Regions from separate parts of the Homo sapiens genome. Here region 2 is linked to region 1. The links are chromatin loops, found by intact Hi-C in ENCODE. Cell type or tissue: heart right ventricle. All regions are shown on one strand. Links, peaks and the distances in the headings refer to the core of each region. The heading gives the core; the rest is flanking DNA. Region 1 has its middle 62 kb from the start of LINC02273. Region 2 has its middle 8.0 kb from the start of LINC02273.

What was found. Hi-C counts contacts between places; a loop is a spot of excess contacts. Peaks named below come from ENCODE experiments on the same cell type or tissue, not always from the same donor. Only the 100,000 strongest peaks of a DNase experiment are listed, where the experiment ranks them.
Region 2: it touches region 1 in a loop (2.6-fold over the local background); 6 of 110 quality-filtered maps call a loop at or near these places.

What each region holds. Positions count from the first base shown.
Region 1 is chr4:152,036,289-152,041,668 of GRCh38, reverse strand. No RefSeq gene overlaps it. Among named protein-coding and RNA genes, the nearest start is that of LINC02273, 62 kb to the left of the region's middle. RefSeq lists a silencer at 108-187. In heart right ventricle, for the core only: no CTCF peak of the experiment used is centred there; a DNase peak (open chromatin) is centred at 2,428; H3K27ac peaks cover 4,923 bases.
Region 2 is chr4:152,090,029-152,095,408 of GRCh38, reverse strand. No RefSeq gene overlaps it. Among named protein-coding and RNA genes, the nearest start is that of LINC02273, 8.0 kb to the left of the region's middle. In heart right ventricle, for the core only: no CTCF peak of the experiment used is centred there; no DNase peak of the experiment used is centred there; H3K27ac peaks cover 1,914 bases.

The sequences.
Region 1 (5,380 bases), core at 290-5,289:
ATTGCTCCGCAGTGTCCAGCCCTCCACAGAGGCAAACAGAGGAAGACAGAGAACAGGCCCCTGATGATTTTAAGAGGACCAATTTTGTCTCAGTAGTAAAGGTAAGATGGACTGTAGCTGGTGGGTGGGGGCGGTGGGGAAGTGAAAGGGCTCTTGGTGGTTGGTTTGTAAAAGAGCAAAGCAACCAAGGCACTGGAAACCTGCAGTGTGACCCAAAAACACACAGGCTACCCGAGCAGGTGGCAGGCATCTCTCCACCAGGAGGGAGACGCTGGAGGAAAATAGAGACTTTTAAAATGGCTTTGATGACCCAAACCCCAGGAACTGTGAAGACTAGGTTGGCAGCAATAAAGCAAACACTAGGAATAAATGAAACAGTGCTTGCCTCTAAAAACCCTGGGGAGACCCTGGCTCCTGTTTTGAGCTGGGCTGTGTCAGGAGCTCACATGTTCAGAAGCTGATTATGTGCTAGGCACTGTGTTGAGCCTTTAAAATACATACTTCCATTTAGTCCTCACAGTCAGCCTCGAAGGTAGAGAAAGTGTTCCCATTTAACAGATGAGGACACTGAGGGTATGGGAAGTCTAGAATTTATTTAAAGTTAAACACAAACTGGAGGTGATATGCAAACTCAGGTCTTTCCTTAAAACCCACACTCTTCCTACTACTACTGACTGCCCCTTACAGAAAGGATGGGATTCACTCATTGAGCACATAGTCCTCAATCACTCATGGTGTGAGCTCCTGTTTACCACACCTTTGGGATATGCCAGGCATGTTTTATGTTTTTTTACATGTGCTAACTCATGTAATCCTCACATGCCTTATGAAAAGCTCTTCTATTAATATTATTCTCATTTTGGAAATGGAGGCACAGAGAGGTTAAATAACCTACCTAAGGTCACGCAGAATAAACAGTGCAAGGATTCAAATCTAGGCAGCCTGGATCCAGAGCCCACATACTTAACCTTAATACTCATGCTGGACTGGGTGCGGTGGCTCATGCCTGTAATCCCATCACTTTGGGAGGCAGATCACTTGAGGCCAGAGGTTTGAAACCAGCCTGGCCAACATGGAGAAACCCTGTCTCTACTAAAAATTCAAAAATTAGCCAAGTGTGGTGGTGGGCACCTGTAATCCCAGTTACTCAGGAGGCTGAGGCAAAAGAATCGCTTGAGCCCCGGAGGCAAAGGCTGCAGCTGCAGTGAGCCGAGATCACACCACTACACTCCGGCCTGGGCAACAGAACGAGACTCCATTTGGAAAAAAAAAAAAAAAAAAAGCCGAAAACACCAAAGAAACAAAAACTCACGCTGTATTCTGCATCCCAGTGGATGTCCCTGTGTGCCAGGCTTCTTCTCCATCCTAATGTTTCCTGTCTAATGTGCCCACTGGAGAGGCTCTCTGGATGGGAAAGCTGACGCCACTGAAATTTTCTGGGAACAGAAGGCCAGAGGTGGTGGGTGGGAAGCTTTTGTGGCTGTCAGTTCTATGCTAATGACATCTGCTTCTTGGCAGGGGCACCTCTGATCCTAAGGTGAGATTAGTTCAGTCCCTTTCAGCACCTGGTTTTGGGATCTGAGAAGTCTGAATGTTAGGGGTAACAGTGCATGGACCAGGGAGGCAACTCACCCAACTACTCTGCTGTCCAAATAATTTTTTTTTAATTAAAAACTCCTCTTGGGAGATTATAGGGAGAGCACAAGCAGGTGGTGCTAAGAGTGAGAAAAATCTTCTCTGTCCCTTGGGGAATGACTAAGAGCAATGCCTATTCTACTGAGATTTGCAGTTCAATTTATCTTCCTTAAATGACCACATAGGAAAATGATCACAGCAGCGAAGCGACATTAGAAATGTGGAATGGATAAATAAAACTTTGGATGAGCGCACCGGCTGCTGAACCCATTTGAAAAATGGAGATCTGAGAAGCACACAGACTGAACTGTGAGAAGCCCTTGGAAGGAAGGTGTCGGAACAAATGTCAAATGTTTATCTGGACTAAAAGATAAACTGATGTGCACAAGCCCTCAGGCCCTTGCAGGTTTCCTTCTTCATGGGCAAGGCTGTGGTTTCCATAGGTCATTTCCCTGCAGTGGTTATAGCTGCTTTTAGCATAAGCCAAGAATCACCGTCGTTGGAGGTGGAAGGGGGCCTTTGGGGTCACACTGTATAGTCTGACCATCTCACTTTGCAAATGAGGATCTCAAAAGATAAAGTGACATGAGAGATGAAATGACATGGCCTGGTATTCCACGTGCATTTTCTTGGAGGATGTTTATAAAAATCAAACCAGTCGTCAGATTGGAATGTAGGCTACGTAGCAGCAGCCACTAACATCAGCAAACTCGACGACGTTCCAGATACTCGTGAGCTTTCTACGTACATGATCTCATGTAGTCTTCACAATGACCTGACGAGATTGGAACTAATATAGCCTGTATTTTCCTAGATGAGGACATCTAGGCCTGGAGAGATTCAGTGGCCTAACCGAGGTCACACTGCTAGGAAATGAGAGAGCCACGTCTCAACCCAGCCCTGGTACCACATCCCATGGAAACCCTGCTCTGCTGCCTTCTAACAAGACAAGAGTAGGAAAATGGTCAAAGGAACCAGATGTCCCTCATGGGAATATTATTCTACAATTCAAAATCATTATAAAATCCATGTACGAATATGGTAAATGTTTATTACTTAGTGTTTAGTGAAAATGCAATACTCGATGCAAAAATATTCAGAAGAAAAATGAAAGAACACTTAAACACCAACAGTTGCTGACTAGTGTGGAAAGCTCTTTTTTCTTCTGATTTTTCCCTTTTTGAATTTTCTATAATGTGGTATAGGTCTTTTGTAGTGAACAAATAAATGTAATCATTTTTCTTTAAACAACTATCACTGTGCTCACAGAATCGATAAGAAAAAGACTAAAATGAATGGTAATATATTTTCCTTTCCTTGGCAATAAAAACTAATAAGTAATTGATTTGCACCAAGAGATAGAAGATCATTTTACAAAGTCCATACACAACACAAGTCCCTTTTCACGTTTCATCAGATGCAACAGAAACTAAAATTCCAAGAATTTAAGTTTTGAAGCTACCCTATTTTTGTGACTTGCGTAGCCTAGTCTATTAATAAAAGGAGATAACCTTGCTATGTTTACCAGCATAGTGACTAATCATTCTTTCCTTCTGTCTGTAGCTGAGTTCCAGCCAACATTAAGACTCATGGACACATTGGGTTGGAAGGTTGCTTACTGTTCACCTTCCACACACTCAGGCACAGAGAGGTGAAATCACTTGCTCAACGTCTTGTGAGTCTAAATATTTAAATGCTGAAAATAAACTCTCAGCTCCTCAAGGGCAAGACCCATTCTTTATGGTGCCAATCCCAGCACCCAGGGCAGAAGGCTTCCTTTACTAGATGAGTTAAAATCTTAGTGAGGGGCCAGGATGAAAAGTCCAGTTCAATACACAGAGGCGATGGAAGAAGTGGCTCACAGTCACTAAGCACTTCTTAAGTGCCAAGGACTATGCTGAATACCTTACAGGATTCACTTACAGGGGCTATTCACTAAATAATCCTGTGGTAGTGGTAATATTATTTCTGTGCTGAGAAAAATGTGCCAACCTGAGCCCCTTGCCCAAAGCCATAGAGCTAGCTGGTGATGGGGTCAAGATTTTAACCTAAATTTCAGAGCCAGTCCTTTTAGCCCGACTGGGACTCACAGCACCAACTCAAGCCCTTAGGCAGGTTTTCATTCCCAAAGAGTTCAGAAACTTGCCCGAAGGAAGAAGGGGAACTAGACTGAGTGCCAAATGTCTGTAGGCCTGAAACATGACCAACATATTTGTTGCAATTCAGTAAACCTTAAAATGACCACCTCATAAAAACCAATCCGTGCCTCTTCCACTCTTCTCCATACTCAAGCTTGCCTCCAAGTAAAATAAGTTGTATTAGCCTGTGGTCAACTTGCTCTTAGTTACTTAGGGTGGGCACTCATTTTTAATAGAACTTGTGTTCAAATGTAAACATGCTAACTCAGCATTCATTCAATGTACATATCTCAAGTTTCAGGCCTGTGCAAGGCATGAGGTAAGGATGTGGTAGCAAAGTTCTTTTTTAATATAGCATCTGACCTCAAGATTTTTTTTTTTTTTTTTGAAATGGAGTCTCACTCTGTTGTCTAGGCTGGAATGCAGTGGCACAATCTCAGCCTACTACAAACTCCACCTCCCAAGTTCAAGCGATTCTCCTGCCTCAGCCTCCCAAGTAGCTGGGATTACAGGCGTCCACCACCACACCCAGCTAATTTTTGTATTTTTAGTAGAGATGGGGTTTCACCATGTTGGTCAGGCTGGTCTTGAACTCCTGACCTCAGGTGATCCACCTGCCTCAGCCTCCCAAAGTGCTGAGATTACAGGCGTGAGCCACCACGCCTGGCTGACCTCAAGAATTTTTAAATCCATCAGCTTTCACTGTGAGCCAGATGGATTCAAAGGAGGCCAATAGGTGATGCCTTTGCTGTTGTTCATTAATAGTGAGGATTGCATGCTCATATGTTTGCCAGAGGAATTATGTAAATATTTGTATATTCTAATACCCATCAAGGTGGGCCTCAACTCCCTGCACTGAAAAGACTGAGTTCTGTTTCCTCTGTTAAAATTAAGTGGTCCTGGTTGAATTCAGGGTACACTGTCTTAACCAGTCAATGTGTAGAGCCAGTAAAATTGGCATCGAAGGAAAGAAAGAGAAAGGAACAAGCAGACATAAGATAACTGAGAAACACACATTTGGGAAACAAATGGATCAAGAACAGGCTTTGGAGCCAGTCAGGTCTGAGTCAGAATCTTGGCTCCACCAATCCCTGGCTATGTGACCTTGGTATATCCTGTAGTTATTTTCAGATTCCATTTCAAATCACTAAAATGATATACTAATGCCTCACTTGCAAGATTATTCAATTTGTGATAAAATAGATGAAAGGTCTAGCACAGTGCCTGGCATCTTGCAATGCCAATGTGTGGTAATTGTCACTTTTATTTAAAATCACTGGGGATTTCCACTAACACTTGGCATGTCTCAGTTGTAAATTAAGTAGAGGACCTCCCAAAGTGAGAAAACATAATTTCTTAAAGTGAAATCAGCAATCAGCTCAGCAGTATTTATGAAGTGTCTTTTGGTAGATATCACTGGCGTGGACTCGGGGCGGGTTGTTGGAAAGCAGGATGTACTATGGAGCGTATTTTTTTCAACAATGGTGAGAAAATAAAAATGCAAATTAAAATGAAAACAGAACTAAAAAAACTTATTTTCAAAACACTAAGCTAGGCCTCCATGGAAAAAGAAAATGAAATCACCAACTTGGTTTGGCTCCAAAGGC
Region 2 (5,380 bases), core at 178-5,177, 54 kb before region 1:
CAGCAGCTGTCTTAGGACCATGAGATAACAATACCAAGGATGGAAAGTCAACAGCTAAGGGCGTCAAAGCAAAGAATGAGAAAAAGCCCGGATTCCTCACAGCACTCCACAGTCTTGGACTCCTCTGCTGCTTGCAACCAAAAGCATTCCCATGTGCTATAAAATGAGCATTCCTAGCAGACACGGCCCCACTGTGCCAGCCCTCACACCTGCTGCTGTAGGCTGCACCCCAAAAAGGCAGCCCCATCCTGACAGCTGTGGCCGCTGGTTTGCACTGCAGTGGTGGCTCCTAGCCCTCCACACATGCACTGTGTGTTCTGAGGCTGGGATCCAGCACAGCCCTTGGAGCAGGAGGATGTATAAATAAAAGGCCTTATGTTTTATAGGCTAGTCAATATTTATTCAGCCCCAACAGAGCAGTGGACTGGAAGGAACAGAGAGACTATAAAATGTGTTCTGTATTGAAGCCTGAAATCATGCAGGGGAAAGGGGCTTCTCAGTGCTCACCCTGCAGAATAGTCCTCAGCACAGCAGAGCTTCAGAGGCCTCCTCTTTGAAGGAAAGGGGCTGGGGCAATCTGGCAAAGGAGGACAGAAATGAAGCCAGGGCTGAGGACACAGGAATGGTTGAGCTCTCAATGCAGTTCTAACAGGTGGTCATGGATAGTTGATCTCAAATGCAAACGATCTGTACCAGAACAGGAGTCCCTGTCCCTTGTCTTCAGAAGCCACTCTTCTCTCTCTCCTTAGAGCATCTCATGGGAAGCCTACACTTTTAAGAGCAGCAATGGTGCGGTCTTTTTAAAGCCCTCTGGAGGGGAGTTTGTGTGTGTTTGATGGAAGGCACATCCCCACAGGATTTTTGGGTCCTCCCTGCCCCTCAGTTTTCCCTGCCATGTAACATTCCTATGTTCTGTTGACTTTGCCACTCTCTGCTCTCATCTGGGCTGCTGCATTTTCTCTCCTCTCCCCACTCCCTGTTACACAGTGTCTTAGTCTGTTCAGGTTGCTATAACCAAATACCTTAAATTGAGTGCTCATAAACAACAGAAATGTATTGTTCATAGTTCTGGAGGCTGGGAAGTCCAAGCTCAAGATGCCAGCTGATTCCGTCTGGTGAAGTTCCTCTTCCTCATAGACGGCACCTCCTCGCTGTGTCCTCACATGGTGGACGGGGCAAGCTACCTCTCTGCAGTCTCTTTGGTAAGGGCACTAATCCATTCTTGACGGCACCACCCCCATGACCTCATTACATCCTAGAGGCCCCGCCTCATAATACTATTGCATTGGGGATTAGGATCCAACATGAATTTGGGGAGACACAAACATGCAGATGATAGGACCCAGCCTTTACACAGATATCTGATATTTTATTTGGGCAGATTAGAGGATTCTCTTCTCTACACAAAGCTTTCAAATCTCCCCCTGCATGACTGAATCAGGCTCCAAGTCTGTTGCCTGATATTCAGAGCCGTCCCCTCTCTGCCCTCAAGCGTCCAGCCTGACCTTGATCTCTCCCTTGCATACACCCTGTGTGCTCCACAGAAACGATCATGCCTCTCCCAACCTGCTTCTCAGCCTCTTCTCCGTGCCTTTTCTTAGGCTGCTATTGGCAAGAACCTAACCAAATCCAAGGCTCAGCTTAGCTACCTTCCTCCTTTTTCTTCAATGTCTGCTTTTCTCACTGGGAGAGCACTTCCTTCCTTTAGATCATTGTAATAATTAACACCCATTGCACTAGAATTACTAAAATTCGCAGCTTCATGCATTTCTTCCCCCTTTCTCTTACATAATGGATCAGTGGATTTCAACCGGAGTGATTCCCACCTCTACCACAGGGCATACTGGGCAGTGTCTGGAGGCATTCTTGGTTGTCACACTACGGTGATGCTACTGATGGGTAGAGCCAGAGATGCTGCTGTAAACTCCCTGCAATGCCCAGGACAGCTCCCCACACCAAAGAAGCATCTTGCCCAAAATGTTAACAGAGCCAAGGTTGAGAAATCCTGTATTAGATTATAAGCTTCCTGGAGGCAGAGACCACACTCCTATTCTTTTTATTCTCCATAGTACACAGCTTGACATAGAATGTTATTCAATTATTTAAAATGAATGACTATAAATGTTTAATATGCATTTATATACCTTGTTTTGAACCTGTAGGTAGAGGCCTACTCCCCAAATAGTGGTGCCTCACCCACATTACCCACATAATCTTCCCATTGTCCAGCATGTGTAGCATCTCTGAGGGCCGATGACTGGGTAACCCTTCATCATTGATATTCTCTAAGGCATTCTCTGCTCTGCTAGACTCCATAAAGCAAAGTCCCAGCTCATATTCTCTCAGCTCCTTATAGAAATTCCTTCACTAAGCTGTGCTTTAGTATATTATGTCTTCTGTCTTTATAGAGGGTCCATAAAAGCAGCGCTCTGTTGAATGGTGTTTCTGACTCTTTTGCGGAACTTTCGTTAGCAGTATTTCATGCACTCACTGCACTGGAAGTTGACCTTAATGTGGCCCCCTTCTTTTACAAATGAGAGTAAGAGAGTAAGGTTCTCTGTGTCACTCAGTGTCCTTTATCCAAGGACCTACGTGATGAATTTCTACCTAAGTTTCCTACCAGGAAAACGTTTTGTCTCTGTAGATGAATATGTATGCTTTACCTTGTTGGAAAACAAAACTCTGTGCAATCCAATATGCTTCTCTTTTTGGCTTAGCTGTCAGAAAAGTTAGAACCAAATTAAATGCCCAAGTGTTAGAATCTGCTCCACTCAGGTGTCTAAAACCATCTATTTCTTTTGCATTCTTCAGCAAGAGTGTTATCCTTAAATGCCTTCTCTTGCACTGTATTTTAATCTTTAAGCTGCCTCAAGTCTTTTGGAAGTAAGTAGGATACAAATCTTAACTTAAAGAAAAAAAAAAAACTTCTGAATGTTATTCCAAGCCATCTTCTGTTGTTGAGTGTGAAATGCTTTGGCTATGGAGTGGAGGCAGCCTGGATGGGACTTCTGACTTTCTTACTTCCCATCTCTATAACCTTCGGCTTGTTACTTAACCTCTCTTGAAATCATAATAGCGACATCATAGGCTTGTTGAAAGGATCAAATAGGAAATGATACATCAGTGAAAGCACCTTTCTGTGCCTGCCAGGTGCTTAATACATACATTTCCGATTTCAGTGTCCAGCCTTGTTCATGAAGTGCACAGTTTTGTATTTATTCTGGCTAGTCTCAGCATCAATCACTATTGGGTAGCAGTGACAAGTTTTCACTTTAACACAGATTCTTGGCTAGGTGCAGTGGCTCACGCCTGTAACCTCAGCACTTTGGGAGGCTGAGGCAGGAGGACTGCTTGAGCCCAGGAGTTCAAGACCAGCCTGGGCAATAAAGTGAGACCCCATCTCTACAAAAAAAGTTTTAAAAATTAGCAGGGTGTAGTGGTGCATGCCTGTAGTACCAGCTACTGGGAGACTAAGGTGGGAAGATCGCTTGAGCCCAGGGAGGGCTGCATTGAGCCAAGATCATGCCACTGCACTCCAGCCTGGGTGACAAAGCGAGGCCCTGTCTCAAAAAAAATTTTTTTTAATATGAAAACAAAAAAAACATAGATTCTTATATTTCTCATTAACCTTCCCATTTAAAGGTCATGTAACTGATATAAAATTATCACTCTGTTCCTGTGATTTTAATTATGAAGGTAAGTTATGTAAACGACAGCACAACACTCCACTTTGTGGAAATGGAACCGAGGTTCTTTGATTGGCTGTTTTGGTTGCTATTTTCAGAGCTTGGCACTGTTTCTGCTTCTGCCTCTTAGGCTTATAGATGGCTTTGAGATTTCATATTGTAAATATAGGGAATATGGCCCAAAAAAGGCTACTTGCTTTTCTTCTTGCCTTAAGATGGGATGAATTTAGAAACGAATGAGGAATATAGAACATTCTACATATATTTGTCATTAAATGGTTTCCCATTTGTTTAGAAACCCCAGGACCCATAACAGAACAATCGCTTTATAAAACAATCTTAAATTTTTAGAGTGGCTTAATTCTCATAATTCCTTGTGAGGAAGTCAGTGAAGAAACAGGCTCAGAGAGACACCAGGGTGTGTGCCGGTCCTATAGCTGCTGGTTATTGTACCTGCCTCTGCAGGGCTAGTTCCAGTCCTCATCAGACCTTACCCCTCACGTAGGACTCTGGTGCCATGCTCCCTAGATTACTAAAAGGCTCCAATCCCAGAGACATTTACATTCTTTACTGAGTTCAAAGGACAGGAGTTGGGATTAAAGTTAGTAAACCTTCCAGAGCTGTGCTGTGTAATTCAGTAAACACTAGCCGCATTTGGCTCTTTAATTTAACTTTTAGTTAAGATAAAATAAAATTTAAAAACCCAGTCTGTCATTTGCACTGGGCACATTTCAAATGCTCAACAGCCACATGTGGCCGGATGGTAATCATATTGGACAGCCCAGGCGTAGACCGTTTCCGTCATTGCAGAAAGAGCTACAGTGCTATTCTAGAGCCATTTCCTACCTGCATGGGGGCAGAGGCAAAACAGACATCATTGCATGTCAAGCATTTCTTACATCCCTAAAGAGATGAAAGGAGGAGGGGCTTTGCCACCAGGGCTCTTGACAGTGACTCACCCCAGGCCTATCTTTTCTGTTGCCTGTACATTTTACACTCAAAGCCTCTTACACAGTTAGAGAGAGCTAGTTAGCGCAGGCAGTGACCAGGCCTGGGAGCAATTGGCAACCGCCAATGTGCTTGTGCATTTAGCGGAGTGACTTAGTTAACGTTTGGAAAGTGGGGAGCAATCTTAAATACCTTATGGAGAGCTGCACGCAGTGGTTCATGCCTGTAATCCCAGCACTTTGGGAGGCCGAGGCGGGCGGATCACCAGGTCAGGAGTTCAAGACCAGCCTAGCCAACACGGTGAAACCCCGTCTCTGCTAAAAATACAAAAATTAGCTGGGCGAGGTGGCACATGCCTGTAATCTCAGCTACTTGGCAGGCTGAGGCAGGAGAATTGCTTGAACCCGGGAAGTGGAGGTTGCAGTGAACCGAGATCACGCCACTGCACTCCAGCCTGGGTGACGGAGCAAGACTCCATCTCAGAAAACAAAACAAAACAAAACAAACAAACAAAGAAAAAAACCTTATGGAAATATTGCCCTTAAAGCATTTACTTTCTCAAATAGAGTTCCCCTTCTTGCATGGCCATGGTGAAAGATTCAGTATCTACCCCTGAACAGGAAGGGCAAGGGATCATTAGGTTTCTGAAAGGCCAAACTTGGCTTCCATTTGCCCCTTTTTATATTGATTTAGCTAAATTAAAGTGTTTCTGATATAGTATTTAGGTGCTTATGTGGTTTCTAGCT